2 separate regions of the Mus musculus genome follow, and region 1 is linked to region 2. Evidence: chromatin contacts called from ENCODE POLR2A ChIA-PET data. All regions are on one chromosome and are shown on one strand. Each heading gives the region's core, a stretch centred on a gene start or an enhancer-like site at or near the end of the contact. The rest is flanking DNA. Distances are from core to core; before and after follow the strand shown.

Region 1 (7,687 bases), core at 3,965-6,464, 380 kb after region 2:
GAGATACTCTGGGGCTCAGTGTCTCCACCCGAACAGCTCAGCAGCCGTGAGAAAGCCTTTCATCCGGGTAGGCTATGAAGCAGGGTGCACAAAGCTGGCTTCCTTAAGAATTTTGCCTTTGCTGTTCTGTGCAGACTTATTTTTATTTTCTGTGTACAACTGTTTTGCATATATATGTATATGTATAATGTATATGTATATATATGTATATCTGTGCACCATATTCATTTCTGGTGCCTGTGGAGGCTGGAAGGCAGGGCCGGATCTTCTGGAACTGGAGTTAGAAATGGTGTGAGCTGCCCTGTGGGTGCTGGGAACCGAGCTTGGGTTCTCTGCAAGAGCAGCCAGTGCTCCTCATTGCTGAGCCAACTACAGCCCCAGCTTTTTGTTTTTGTTTTTCTAAGACAGGGCTCCTCTGTATGTGCCCCTGACTGTCCCAGAACTCATTGGGTAGACCAGGCTGGTCTCAAACTCACAGAGATCTGCCTGCCTCTGCCTTCTGGATGCTGGGATTAAATGTGTGTGCTACCATTGCCTGGCTCAATTTTTGTTTTGTAAGAGAGTTTCATGTAGCTCAGGCTGGTCTTGAACTCATGATGTAGCAAAGGCTAACCTGGAACTTCTGATCATCCTGTCTCTACCTCCCGAGTACTGAGAATAAAGGCATGTACCCCCAAACCCAATTTATGAGGTGCTGGGGACTGTACACAGGGCTTTCTGTCTGCTAGCCAAGCCCTGAGCCCCAGGAAACGCCCATCCTTACTTCAGTGGTTTTGAGACAAGGTCTCACATAGCTCAGGCAGGCCTCCAGCTCCTGACTCTGTCTCTACCTCCCGAGTGCTGGAATCACAGACATGCTTCATCACACCCAGCTACAAAGCAGGATTTGAGTAGAATCCGTGTGCAAATCTAATGTAGCAATGGTGGCCCCCACCACACTGGGAGCTGGGTTCCGGGGCTCCAGAGGGTGGGCCAGGCCTCTCCTCCTGCATCCTGGGCCTGCCCACCATCACACATTGTCCTAGACATGTATGCATGCCTAGTAGAGCGGATATTAACAGACAGGGTCGGGGGCGAGGGGTTGGAGTTCTCTGCCTGACCTTCCTCCTGACGTGAGCTAATACGCACAGTCCTGTGACAAGCTCAAGGGTCAGCAGAAAAAGGTCCCACTTTTCTAGGGTCTCCGAGTCCACATTCCAACCCCTCATGCCAGCGTCAGAAACAGTCAGTATTTTACCTTGCTCACAAGACCTGGCCCTGAGGACAGCACAAATGCAGAAAGCCAGAACTGAACGGCCCCAGCGGTTGGCAGGGTGCAGTAGCAGAACCTCGCCCTCTGGGCTGGTTCTGGGGAGGAGAAAAGCCAGGAAGGCAGCTTTCTCTCCTCACAGCTCTTATGGGGCTTCTGGCCTGATGCTCAGCAACCCTGCTCCGGTTGCTTAACCTCTCTGTGCTCTGGTTTCTTTACAGAGGAGTGTGCTGCCAACTTCCCCAAGTCTGCCCACGGGGAGGCTGGCTGGGTGTGAAGATGATGATCCCCGGCTCCTCGGGGCCTCCCAGTTCTTGCTGCCGTTGCTCCAGAAGCTCTCATGAAACAAGCTTAGTGTAGTTCACATCTATAATCCCAGTCCTGGGGATGCTGAGGCAGGAGGATTCTCAAGAGTTCCAGGCTAGCCTGGGCTATGTAGTGAGATCCTCAGTCCTCTATTTTCATCTCAGCTTGCCAAAGCCCCACCCCTACAGGCTCCCCATGAGTCTCCACTGGACCACAGGCTCCTATAGGCAGTGCTGGCCAGCCCAGTTCCCGCCATGAGCGTGGGGCGGGGCAGCATGTGTGGCCCATACTGGGTGCTTAGTCTTGGCCCTTCAAGAGACAAGCTGCTGCAACAGTCCCATGGACTACACACAGCAGAGAGGCCAAAGTTCAAGGACACGGGCCAGAAAGCACAGCCGGGCACTGGGGCAGTCACTGGTGGTTTGTGGAGTGCCCCTGCCTCAGCCCTCCTCAGTATCACTTTATGCATATGGCTGTTTTGCCTGCATGTATGTATGGGTACCACATGTGTGCCGGTTGCCCATGAAGGCCAGAAAAGACATCTATGCCTGGGATGTAACTAGATTTACAGGCAGCTGTGAGCCACCATGTGGGCACTGGGAACTAATCTCTTGTCCTTTATAAGGATGGCCAGTGTTTTTTAACCGCTGAGCCATCTCTCCAGACCAGGGTCACTCATCTTTCTTATGGACACGGGGTAATGGAGGCCTGCAGCCTCTCCCACGGGACACTTGCTCTGCAGGGACCATCTTGGGACCCCATCAGCACTCAGAGGCCTGACTCACGATGCCAGCATGTCCATCCAACTGAGGTCTCCATGAGAGTTTAGGAGACCTTAGTCCTCCTGGACAGTACAGTGGCAGCTGGCGTCCCTAGGGTACCAGTATGGCTGGTTTCACTGGAGAACAATGCTCTTCCTAGGCCTGCCTGGACTTGCCAGCTGCCTGCGAGGGTCCTGCCTGGCCTCCAGGGAACTGTCTTGACATCAGTCCCTTCTTCCCAGGCCAGTCTGCCAAGTCACCTCCCCTGCTGAGGCTTCAGTCCCTACTGGGGTTGGGGGTTGGGGGCAGGATGCACAGAGCTACCCCATCGGGACAGCCTCTGGTGGGAGCAACACTGCGAACGGTGGGCTCTGGGCCTCGGTTTCCCAGGAAAGAGCTCTCCTGAGCATGGTTTCTGAAGAAACTCCGTGTCCAGCTGAAGCCTGGCAGGCTGCAGGAAGCTGTGCGTGGGTCGGTGTCTGTCTCTCTGGCTTTAGGGGACTTGGGGTTACCTAGAACTTTGTAGACCGGGCTGGCCTTGAACACTGAGATTCTCTCCTGCCTCTGCCTCTCAAGTGCTGGGATTAAACCCTTGTGCCACAAATTCCAGTTCTTTCTCGCTCTCTCTCTTTCAAGAGCTTATTTTTAAAGCCAAGCATAGTGGTATACACCTTTGATCTCTCCTCACTTGGGAGGCAGAGGCAGGAGGATCTCTCTAAGTTCAAGGTCAGCCAGGTGCGGATGCTAGAAACCAATCCCAGAATCTCTGTGAGAGCAGCTAAACACTGAGCCGTCTCTCCAGGGCCACATTGTGGGAACTGGACCCAGCTCCTCACACGCGGTACAGCATACACAACCACCCCTCACTTCTAGGGCTAATGAGCCACCTCCTGGGTACAGGTTACAGAGGTTTACATGGCAGGGGACATTCCAGAGAAAGGGACAGGGCTTCCTGTCTGGATAGGAGACACCCCCCATCTGTCACCCCAATAAGCCTAGTTCCCCTTCTCCACTCGACTTGGCCCAAGGGACATAGTCTGTGATGGTGATCAGGGAGATGAGAGAGATGGGAAGGCCTCACAAGGGGAGAGGAACAGACTGACCCCAAAGCACACAACTCACAGATAAGATACCCGCTATGCTACTGGGAACAGACCCAGAGCTAGGATTTTCCCCTAGCTCCCCTGTGCCTGAGGCAGTCACTTTAATCCTAACCCTGAGGTGGGCAAGGCAGGCAGGTCTCTGAGTTCCAGGTCTACAAAACAAGTCACAGATCAGCCAAAGCTCCCTATGAGACCCTGCTCAACCATCCAGACAAAAACGTTCAGTGTGGACTCTGGGAAGGAGAATGGGACCACTCTGAGAGACAAAAAAACCCAGGACCGAGGTCACCGGAAAGGGGTCTTTCCCCAGCCTCAGCATTCCCAGAGCCTTCTTGGTCACCTAAGTTCAGGCGTCACATGAACGTCGATGTTGTGGCTGCAGGCAGATACCACCTTGGGAGTTCTCTGGGGGTTTTTTTTGTTTTTTTTTTTTTGTTTTTGTTTTTTGGTTTTTTGAGACAGGGTTTCTCTGTATAGCCCTGGCTGTCCTGGAGCTCACTTTGTAGACCAGGCTGGCCTGGAACTCAGAAATCCGCCTGCCTCTGCCTCCCGAATGCTGGGATTAAAGGCGTGCACCACAAGTTCTCTGGGACCCGGTACTCCAGAGGTCCATGCTTCAATGTGCAACACATGTTCTGAAGTGTGTTATCTCTGTGTGTGTAATGGGCTCTGTGTGTGTGTGCACGCTCGTCTCCTCCATGTGGGATGATGTCTGTTTGCCATCTGTATGGTCATATGTGTCAATGTGCTGTCTGTTTATGTGGTATGTTTGTGGGTAGCTCTTTGTATCTGTGTTTTTCCATGTGTATGTGTCACATGTGTGTCTCTCCGTGTCCATGCATATCTGTGGTGTGTCTCCATAAATATGGACTATGTGGTATGTGTTGTCTTCTGTGTATGTGTGTGTGTAGTATGTGCCTCTCCATGTGTGGGGTCTGTACATGGTGTATATATATATATATATATATATATATATATATATATAGTATGTTTACTATGTGTTATGTACCTGGGCAGTATCTGTTGTGAACATCTGTAGTATGGTTTTCTATGTGTGTGGGGTCTCTATTAGTGTGGTATGGTGTGTCTGTGTGTTCTCCCTGTGTGTGGGATCTCCAGGTGGTGGCTGTGTATGTGCTATCCTGTGTGTGGGGTCTCTGTGGTGTATGTGTGTGTGCACGCGCGCATTTGAGCACGTGCAAGTATGTCTCCTCGTGTCCTGTTTCTGTGCCTGAGGTGTTCTATGTGTGGGATCTCTATGGTGTATGTGGTATGCAGTGTGTGTTCTACTTCAACGTCCAAGTTTTTCTCCTTGCGTGGTCTGCTCTGTGTGTTCCCAGACTCTCCGTGAAGGCCAGGTCTCAGGGTTGCAGGTTGGAGACTGGATTCCCACAGTGGGACGCGCCAAACCCATCACAGTGAGCACTGCCTAGGGGAAAGTTTCTGACAACGATACCGGCCGAGAGCTGAAGTTTCGCGGCGCAAAGCCAGGCCAACACTGCCCCCGCGCGGTGCGGTGCGGCGCTGCAGGCGGCCGGGGAAACAGGCAGACCCGGCACGCACGGCGCGCAGCACTCCAGAGAAACAGGGATTCCACGTCTTGGGTCACAGCCTGAAAGCTCAGAAAGGGACCGAGCCCCGTTCCAGCCCAGCGCTGATGACGTTGATGCATCGCGTCGCATGCCGGGTCAGCCCTTCATCATCCCCAGCCCATCTGGTCCCTAAAATGACCGGCCCAGTCCAACCCAAACCCCCAGCTTTAGCATTCCGTCCTCCCCGTTACACTCCACTCCGCACCGAGTCCGAGACGTTTCTTCAAGGGCCAGCAGGTGGCGATAAAGACCTGGCCAGAGCGCAAGAACAAAGTGAAACTCCAAAGAAGGAGGGGTTCCCCCAGGGGTTCGGACATGGAGTAATGGGGGACACCCAGGTGTAAGGCAGTATCTATGTTAATACAGTAGATAAATTCTAGGAGGCCTGCCACGGTGACTCAGGCCACTTCCCCATGTGGATTTGAACACCGGAGCAGGTAAGAGAACTAAGGATTACCCATACACAGGAATCTTTTTCCTGGGCTGGGGTCTGGATACCCATATCATGTACTAAAAGGTGGACAGAGAAAAACTCTGGCGCTAAAGACAAGAAGTTGTTTATCCACTCTCCTAGGCTGAGGTTATGGCTGAGGCTCTGCTTCAGGCACGGGTTGATTTAGGTTGAGGTTGTGTCGTGAGTGGTCCACCCCTTGCACAAGCATTCCCTGGGACAAGCTGAGCCCCTGGGGTGCCCTGACTCCCCACCCCCAATATCCAGCTGTCATCAGCTTCATCCCAGCTGTGAGCCCACCCCAATCTCCCTTACCCAGGAACCCCAAGTGGTCCCCAATCAGGCACCTAGAGTGGCTTTTACTGGGAGACCTAGTGATCCATCCCAGCCACCTGGGAGGTGTGTTTATTTGTGGGGTGAAGAAGCACTCTCTTCATTGCCTGGCATGGGTACACTCCTGAGCTGGGGGGAGCTCTGGCAGGCATTCACCTGTGAGCCTGCTGCCGGTTTGTGGTGGACGGCAGGAGCAGCTGGTAGCCCTTAGGGCGGCCTTGCTTCAGGACAGACTGCAGCACCAAACTGGGCAGAAAGGATTCCTAGAGGGAGAAAGATGCCTGGCATGGCACTGCTGAGGGGACCCCAGGGAGGAGACAGGGAGCAGGGGCAGGCGGGGGTGGGGGGGCAGGTGGCTCCACATTACAGCTGTCCTAGGCTGAAGCACAGCCCACCCACTCACTAGCCTGGCTCAAGGGCCTCCTCCCCCTTGGCTCCACGCTGAGGAGGCCAGGCCACACAAATCCAAGCCATAAACCCCATGGTGACTCAACAGAGAGGGTCCCCTACAGAGTCACTGAGGGCTGGTGCTTCTGCTGGCGGGCTGCCCGCCCTGGGCTGCTCACCAGCTTCTGGTTCCAGGGATGGGGCCATTTGCCCACCTGATCCACATTGTTAGGGGTGTCCAGGAAGGTTCTGAGGCCTCCCCGTGGCCTTGGGATGGTGGCCCTGGAGATGAAGGGTAGGTGGCTGCTCACGGAGGAGTCCTCAGAAAGGTAGAGCTGAGGTTCCTGAGCTGACCTGATGGGGAGAGGGGGGCCTATAGCTTTTTGGCCCTGAGTTCCAGACCCACGTACAGTTTGTAGCTGGAGGACCTAGACCACAACCCTTCTGCTTCCTCTACCCACAGAGCCTCACACGCGGGGGCAGGTCCAGAATGAGGAGCCGGCCACAGTGTCTTGGACCCTGGGATAAAGGGCTCTGGGCAGACTGTCCAACCATCTCCCAACACTCCCGAGCACCCGTTCTGACACAGATACAGCTGGCAAAGCCGTCTGCTCACTCGGAAAGATATTCTGCCGGACTAGAAGAGAGAGAGAAAGAGAGAGAGCAGAGTGAGTTCCCTGTCCCCGCCCCCAGGGAGGGGCATACTAACACGCCCCCACCCTCTCTCCTTCCTCTGGCTGGCAAGGCTAGACAGAGCCCTGTCTCCATGGCAACCACAGGCTCCCCAGTGCCTGACGGTTGCCTCCAGAGAAGTCCTGGGTTTTAAAACTACCTCCCTGTGACTGTTTCTGCTATACCACAAAGCTGATCCCTGTCGTGGTCCTACTTCTGCTCCAACCGCCAATGGGTCCCTTTTCTCTAAAGTAGGAGGGCCAGGTAGCCCACCTTGGAAATTCCAGAGGATGCCAAGAATCCGCGGGGGTTGGAGGGAGGGGCTGGATTCCCAGAGGCTACCTCTGATGGGAGAAGCCAAAGGAGGCTTGAACCTGATGCTATGGGGGGGGGTGCCACAGTGCTCGGCCTGTCCTGGGATTTTTGGAGCACTCTGCCCTCTGTTCTAGGCTTCCATGGCTCTTACACAACCACCCTTCGCCTCAATTTTCTCTGCAATCAAAATAACCAGAAGCCGGAGTGCAGCGTTAGTAGCACATGCCTGTAATCCTAGCAGTTGGGAGGTGGAGGCAGGAGGACCAGAATTTCAAGGACAGCCTGGGATACTTGAGACTCTGTCTCAAAAAAGACGAGTCTGCATTGCCAATCTTAGTAGGCACAAGAGCTCTCAAGTCTATTAGCTGAAATTATATTCTGAAGCACACACATGCACAAAATATAGCCAGAAGTTGGGCTTCCCTGATTCATGTGAGTGTTAAGGGCTGGTGTCCTGGGGCTACTGAGTCTGGAGGACAGAGGCTGGGTACTAGGAAGTCTTGTCTTCCTCATTGTCC
Region 2 (7,295 bases), core at 585-3,084:
AGATGGGCCCAGTGCCAGGGAGGCAAGCCAAGAGAGGTATTAAAAAATCCACCTGTCAAAATCTTCATAGATCTTTTTGATGTGGGAAAACTTGGCTGGAGGGTGGAAACAGGCTGGCCGCTAACCTGTGGCCCTGAAATCAGCCCTGCTTGGGAATGGTGCAAGACAGGAGATGCCAGGGAAGGGCCACTAGTGGACAACCAACGATTGCCACACACCTGCCCAGCTGTTTCCCTTCCAGACCTCAGGGCCTTGGTGGCCACCCCTCTTTTGGTGGTTTGTTTGTTTTTTCTAAATGAGTTCTGGATCATCCAGGTTGGGATCAATAGTGGGGGAAATACACTTTTGTGCTTCTGCTGTGAGTAATAAGCCAAAAGACCCCATTTGGGCTCAGTTTATTAGCACAACCATGGGATTTGATTGTCTCCTTGTTTCAGTCTCCCTAGCATTAAAATGCTTATGCAGTAAGGTGGTCCCAGAGGGTGACGGAAGGCGGGACGACTTGGAGGAGGGTCTCAGGTGCTGCCAGGACTCTTAGTAGAATCTCAGTCTTAGCTGCCAACCCAGTGTCTGACAGGGCAGTCCAGTTCACAGCTGGATAGACAGCCTGAATCAGAGAGGACAGGAGCTCACCATTAGGATAGCTGCTTTAGATAAGGATGGTGAGGGGCAGCCTGCCACCTCCTGCCTCCTCCTGCCTGTTTGGGGGATTTTCAGTACTAGTCTCCACCTGAGGTTCTCTTAGCAATATGCAATGGGGAGGGTGGGCATCTGATGAACTCAAGGAGACTGGGTAGGCTTGGAGAAGTGGCTCTAGTCGGGCAGAAGCATAGCCTAGGGCTGAGCTCTCTAACCAGTAGCCCCGACAGGTGTCTGAGTCCGAATAACTGGGAGCATTAGGGAGGAGTGGAGTGGAAAGGTACAAAAGACTTGAACCTAGGTTTCTCAGTCTTCTTCTGGGATCGAACCCACCCCTTACCTGGTCTCCTTTATCCACCTTGCAGATCGCACCCTACCAGCCGGTCTGGGGTTTTCTTGACCGTTGCTGGAGGCCCGCCCGTCTTGTCCCGTCCATGGCCCTGCTGGGCGAACTCACCACGGTTCTGGCAGCAAAGGCTAACATCGTCCCAGTCTGTTTGCGGACACTTGGTCCGCTCCGCCCCTCGCGCTGGGTAAAGACTGCGCCACTGCTGGGGTGCTGGGGTCAGTGGGTTCGCGGCTCCGGTTCTAGGTTCAAGGTCGCCGAGTCACTGCCGCTAGCCAGTAGAGGCGGCCCCGCGGCCACCGGGCCCGGCGGGCTGCCGGTGGGGCAGGACTCACGGGGCGGAGCTTTGGTGGCTCGCAGTCCCCGGCCGCTCGCCCCGATCTCGGGGTGGGCCCAAGCCGGGGAGTGGCCGCAGAGGGCGGGGCTTGCGGAGACGGACCTCTAGCTCAGCTGTTAGCAGCCCGGCGCTGGGCTCCCGTCACGGGGTCACAACGGTAGGCGCTGTCCCGCTCGTGCTCTCCGCCTCCGAAAGCCACCTTAGCTGTCGAGGCGGTCACGTGCGTTCAAGTCTGACTGGTGTCCTTGAACGTCACTCTAGGAATGGCAGGAGAACACAACTGTTGACTGGGGACTGTCTCAGATTGCTTGGGTGGAGGCATGCACAAAGAAGATGACAGGTGGCCTTGCTCCGCAAGAATACTGCTGCCATACCTATTCCCTCCATCACCCCTCACCAAAACAAACAAACAAACAAACAAACAAGCAAACAGAACCCGACGCCCCGCACAAACATGGCTGCCAGCGCCGCAGTTGGCTTGCAGGCGGCAGCCGTTAGTGCGCATGCTCCTCGGCGCCCCGCACCAAGATGGCCGCTGCCTCGGTCGGCGCGGCCGCCGCGAGACGGCCGTTGGTGGGCATGCTCCCTGAGTGCCTCGCACCGGCATGGCTGCCGCCTTCGCGCGAGTGACTGTAATTCTCGGCTTCCGGTCCTAGCCAGTCAGCGCTCATTTCCCTGCTGGAAGCTTGGCGGAGCCGGGGAGAGCTGCGGGGTGAACATTGAGAGGGACCGGCGAGCATCCGCTCCGGCTCCTCACGGAGAAGATGGCCGAGGGCGAGCGGCAGCCGCCGCCAGGTAGGGCGGTTGGAGGGCCCGGGCGTGCGGGTGGGAAAGGGGTGTGGCTCGGGGGGTCTCCCGAGTCTGAGGAGCTCTGGGGACGGAGGAGGCAGGGCTGACGGCCTGGGCTGCAGGCGGGTGGCGGTGAGGGCGACCCGGCCAGGGCGGGCGGGCAGAGCGCGGTCAGGGGAAAGGCTCTGGACCTGGGGGCAGAGTTGCCTGGGGTCGGGGCGAGAGGGATCCAGGAGGCTGCGTTCTTTATGAGACTCCGCTCGGGTGGACCTGGGCCTCGCTCGGACGCCAGGCTCCTTCATGCATGTCCTGCCCACCCTGCATGTCTTCCCTCCCTCCGTCCCTCCTTCCGTCCTGCAGGCTTGGCTCTGGGGGTTTCAGTATCTGCAGAGTTAATTGAGAGAAACTGCCCACGGTGTCTAAACCACTAATTTTAAGAGGCTGTTTGTACAAAATGAGAGGGTTGGTGGCATCGTCGTCTGTAACTTTTATTTACACTGTGGCCTCGTTGTGGTCCATCTCAAGTAACTAGGGCAGAGACAGAGGCCAGATGCTCCAGTAGAGACCCCCTTTCCTGGAGGAGGAGAAAGCAGTTTGCTGACTCCGTGTAGTTAAGAAGGACTGGAAAATTCTTACAGAGTGGCTAGGTTGGCTAAACTCAGCTCGTACTTTGATAGTGTTTGATGTACCTTCCACCACACTTCCTTTTTTGTGGTCCCAAAGAAAGTCTCAGGAGGAAGAAAATTTGAAAATCAAAAGAAGCACCATTTTTGTGGCGCCCCCCCCCTAAATATATGAACACGTGGAATTCAAAACCAGACATTTATTTTAAGTTATACAAAATCTCTATGAATGTGTCGTTTTTGTTTGTTTTGTTTTTGTTTTTCGAGACAGGGTTTCTCTGTGAAGCTCTGGCTGTCCTGGAACTCACTCTGTAGACCAGGCTGGCCTCGAACTCAGAAATCCACCTGCCTCTGCCTCCCATGTGCTGGGAGTGCGCCACCACTGCCTGGCCTTATGGATGTGTCTTAATCGACTTTAGTGTTGACATCAAGACATAGATAGTAGCTAGCACTCGGGAGGCAGAGGCAGGTGGATTTCTGAGTTTGAGGCCAGCCTGGTCTACAGAGTGAGTTCCAGGACAGCCAGGGCTATACAGAGAAACCCTGTCTCCACAAAAAAAAAAAAAAAAAGAGTAGCTATCAGGCAGGCAGACTCCTTTTGAAATGAGTGTCTCTGAAGATGAATAGGGAAGGGACATTGGGGACCAGAACCTATGTACTAGAGGGAAAAAACAAACAACCAAACAACCTTAGGAAGGTTGTGGACATTTTTGAGTTACACAGACTATATGGCAAGTCACCATATGTGTCCTTTAGTAGACGGAAATTGAGCCACCCGGGGCTCAGTAAGAGTGCCTGCTGCCAAGTCTGGCAGCCTAAGTTCCATCCTGGGAACCCACGCGTGGGAGAATGGAACTGACTTGAATGTTGTCCTCTGACCTCCACTCACATGCTGTGTGTGGCACACACACACACATACATACATAATTTTAAAATAATTTAAAATGAGGTTTATCAAACTTTCCTCATGGAGTTGTGGTCTGATGTGAGCAGAGTGTTTGGGTGTGGTGAGTACTCACTGGATGCAAACATGTCACATCTGTCACATATGGGAGGTGATAAATCCAGCACACTGGGGTGTGTGTGTGGGGGGTCGTTTGTTTGGTTTTTTGAGACAGGTATGGATGTGTATCTCCAAATCCCCTGGCTCTTTCCATTTTCCTCCTGACATCTCCAGACAGGCTCTGTTCTCTGCACTTGCTACATATCCAGAACTTGTTTAGGACTAGAACTCACTGTACAGACCACACTGGCTCAGAAATCCACCTGTCTCTGCCTCTTGAGTGCTGGGATTAAAGGCCTGCACTGCTGTATCCAGCTTGTGCTTTTGATACAAGGTCACTGGGCCTGGCTAAAAATCACCTTAATAGCCAAGAATGACTTTGTGTGTCCGATCCTCTTGTTCCCCCCGTCCCCCTTCCAAGAGCTCGGGTCACATATGTGGGTCACCATGCTTAGCTGTTTTGTTTTGAGGCAGGGTCTCACTCTGTGCCCAAGGCTGGCTAGAGTTGGGGGTCCTTCTGCCTCCACCCACCTAGTGCTGGGCTGTAGTGATGCTACCGAGCTCCTGCTCAGCGCCAGCTTCTGGGCTACTTTTGGGTTTTTTCCCAAGGGTCATTTGTAAAATTCCTTGTGTTATGATCTTAAGCTGTCAATGCAGGGGATCCAGGGCCTCCGGGTTCCTTGTCAGAGGCAACCTGAGACTGGAGAGGCTGTGAATGTGAGCTCTGTGATAGTCCTGGCTCTGAAGGCTTGTTTGCTTTGTTTGCTTGTTTGTTTTTGATTTGGGTTTGTATTCTGCCAACTGTATTTCTTCAATGGCATGCTCTTGCCTCACAGTGATGTACTGTTTTTTGGGGGACGTAGCCTGGAAGCCGTGTTCTCCGTGAAATAATGTCTGGAGGGCAGTGTCTTGCAGGGAATAGGTCCTGTGCAGGAGGACTGGATCCTGGTTGGTTTGCAGCTTGGTTATTTGGGATGGGGAGGTCATTTCCCATAAAATGTGTCCCCATAAACTGTCGTTAGCTCACCAGGCTGGCTTCAAAGCTTTTTTATTTAGCGTCTTACTTCAAGTAGCAATTTAGTTTTTCCAGGGGCCTCGGATGGGTCTGTGGGAAAAGGTGTGTGGGGTGGGAGGAGGAGACGTTGGGGCTTCTGGACTCCACCCGAGTGGCCTCCACTCCCCTGCACTCTACTTGTGGGTTCTGCCAAGGCAGGGGAGCTTCTCTCTCATTCCCTAGCTTCCCCTCAGGTCTCCATGCCCTGCCCTTCTCCAGGCAGGCTCCCGTGTGCAGAGCGCTCCAGGCCCCTGTGGCTTTTTCTGCTTGTAGTATGGCTAGGTTTTACAGGAGGGCAGCAGGGCCGCCTTCTGTTCTGTGGAGGCTCGTCTTTCACCCTTCCTGACGGTTGCAGTTTTAAAGGGGATGCTTATTGAACGCCCACATCTCCAATTGCAGACTCAGGCTGAGGCGCTCTCTGAGACCTCGGCGCATGGGTTTGGGATTCTTTTTCTCTGTGATAAAGGAGGTGTGTTCTTAGCCAAGCACAATCATTCCAGCACTGTGTAAAAATGCCTTCACTAAGCATCAGATACACAGAGCCTAGGAATGTGCACACGCTAGTCTGTAAACTTACTTAAAATAACTAGCGTTTCCAGACTTTGGGGGACTGTGGAAAACATAATTTTAAAAGTAGAAGGCACTTTTAAATTGTGCTCCCTAGAGATGACCAGCAGAGTTTTCCTGTCTAATCCTTTAGAAGAATGTGAGTTGTTAGGCTGGTGAGATGGCTCAGTGGGTAAGAGCACCTGACTGCTCTTCCAAAGGTCCGGAGTTCAAATCCCAGCAACCACATGGTGGCTCACAACCATCTGTAACAAGATCTGACGCCCTCTTCTGGAGTGTCTGAAGACAGCTACAGTGTACTTACATATAATAAATAAATAAATCTTTAAAAAAAAAAAAAGAATGTGAGTTGTTTTTACAAGAACAGGATACTAAAAACTGCATTTTCTTCACCTGTTAGTATGTAGATGTCCTTCCTCTGCCTGTAATACAGATATTTATTTCTTTTAAAAGCTATGGGAGAGAGGGGGCTGGAGAGATGGCTCAGCAGTTAAAAACACTGACTGCTCTTCCAGAAGTCCTGAGTTCAATTCCCAGCAACTACATGGTGGCTCACAGCCATCTATAATGGGATCTGATTCCCTCTTCTTGTGTGTCCGAAGACAGCTACAGTGTATTTATATAAATAAAGTAAATAAACCTTTCAAAAACAAAAACAGCTTCCCCCCTCCCATGCCTTTAATCCCAACCAGCACTTGGTAGGCAGAGGCAGGTGGATCTCTGAGTTGAAGGCCAGCCTGGTTTACAGGAATGAGTTTCAGGACAGCCAGGGCTACATGGTGAAACCCTGTCTCAGGGGGAAAAGTATGAAGAAGCTGGCTGCGGGGGCTTGTGCCTGCAATCCTGGCATTCATGAGGCTGAAACAAGAGCATTGCCGAGACTTCTAGGTTGGCCTGGGCAGTATAGTGGGTTCCAAGTCAGCCTGTTTGAAACCCTATCTTAAAAACAGGCACTGGAGAGATGCCCCAGAGGTTCAGAGACTGGCTATTCTTTCAGAGGGCCTGGGTTCTGTTTTTATTTGGATCCTTCTTCTCGCCTAGTTAGCTGTGTATTCTCGAGGACTCTGCAAACATGGATTCTGCCAACTGTTTACCAAAATGCAGGTTCTTTTTTCACCATCACTTCAATGGTATGGTATGAAAACTACTTATGTGGCATTATACTGTGTATTAAACATTGTATAATCTTAACATACAGAGGAGACTATGTGGAGGCCATATTTTATACATGGGACTCACTCGTCTGAGGAGTCTGCCACACTGAAGGAGCTGGAGCAGACCTCCCCCGTTACCAAGTGGTGACTGTCCTTGCATTTCAGGTCTTGAAGTTCTGTGATCACCATTTTGACTTGCTACTTTGTCATTTTTCATTCAGTTTAAAACATTATTTGTCTTGTGATTTCTTTCTTGGTCCAGAGGTGATTTAATGGTGTTCTGCATACTTTCAACATATGTAGAGTTTCTTTTCACATATCTTTTTAAAAAGTATTGATCATTTGAGATCATGCACTCCCAATTCCCCCATGTCTGCTCCCCCCATCTCCCCTGACCTCCTTCTCCCCAAAAGGAAAGAAGATAGAGCTCATTTTGTGTTGTTCACATACTCGCTGGAGCATGAGCAAACTTCTCTTGGCCAGCCCCCAAGGGAAGGTGAGTCTTTCTTGGCCAGGTGCACCCTGGCCATTAGCCATCAACATTGATTACTTTAAACATCTGGAGGAGGGCTTCTGGTTCCAGGTGAAGGGAAATAACACCGTTCTCCTTTAATAGCAGAAATGCATGAAGTTGGAACATGTGTGTACAGTCTTTGAAGACTAAAAAACTGCAGTAAAATCTTTGAAGGAAAAACCACCAAGTGCTATCTATATACTGTGGCTCACACCTTTATTCCCAGCACTGGGAGGGGGAGGGGGGGCGCAGAGGCAGGTGGAGCTCTG

The links. ChIA-PET counts read pairs that join two places held with the same protein, here RNA polymerase II (POLR2A).
Region 1: POLR2A ChIA-PET joins it to region 2 with 13 read pairs in Patski. The contact joins the enhancer-like site here to the promoter of Ptpa in region 2. POLR2A ChIA-PET finds 5 or more read pairs at or near these places in 4 of 5 experiments (Patski and embryonic stem cell).

What each region holds. Positions count from the first base shown.
Region 1 is chr2:30,789,748-30,797,434 of GRCm38, forward strand. 1700001O22Rik (RIKEN cDNA 1700001O22 gene) reads right to left here. Exons shown (of 7, transcript NM_198000.3): 5 at 6,654-6,819; 6 at 6,398-6,536; 7 at 5,816-6,058. The coding sequence ends at 5,948. Among named protein-coding and RNA genes, the nearest start is that of Gm39784, 6.4 kb to the left of the region's middle. Within about 2 kb of position 5,215, at least 2 of the 3 ENCODE cell types and tissues checked have a DNase peak (open chromatin) inside an H3K27ac peak, as active enhancers do.
Region 2 is chr2:30,414,216-30,421,510 of GRCm38, forward strand. Ptpa (protein phosphatase 2 protein activator) reads left to right here and starts at 1,835. Exons shown (of 10, transcript NM_138748.5): 1 at 1,835-2,117. The coding sequence starts at 2,087. Crat (carnitine acetyltransferase) reads right to left here and starts at 1,533. Exons shown (of 14, transcript NM_007760.3): 1 at 1,097-1,533. The coding sequence starts at 1,123.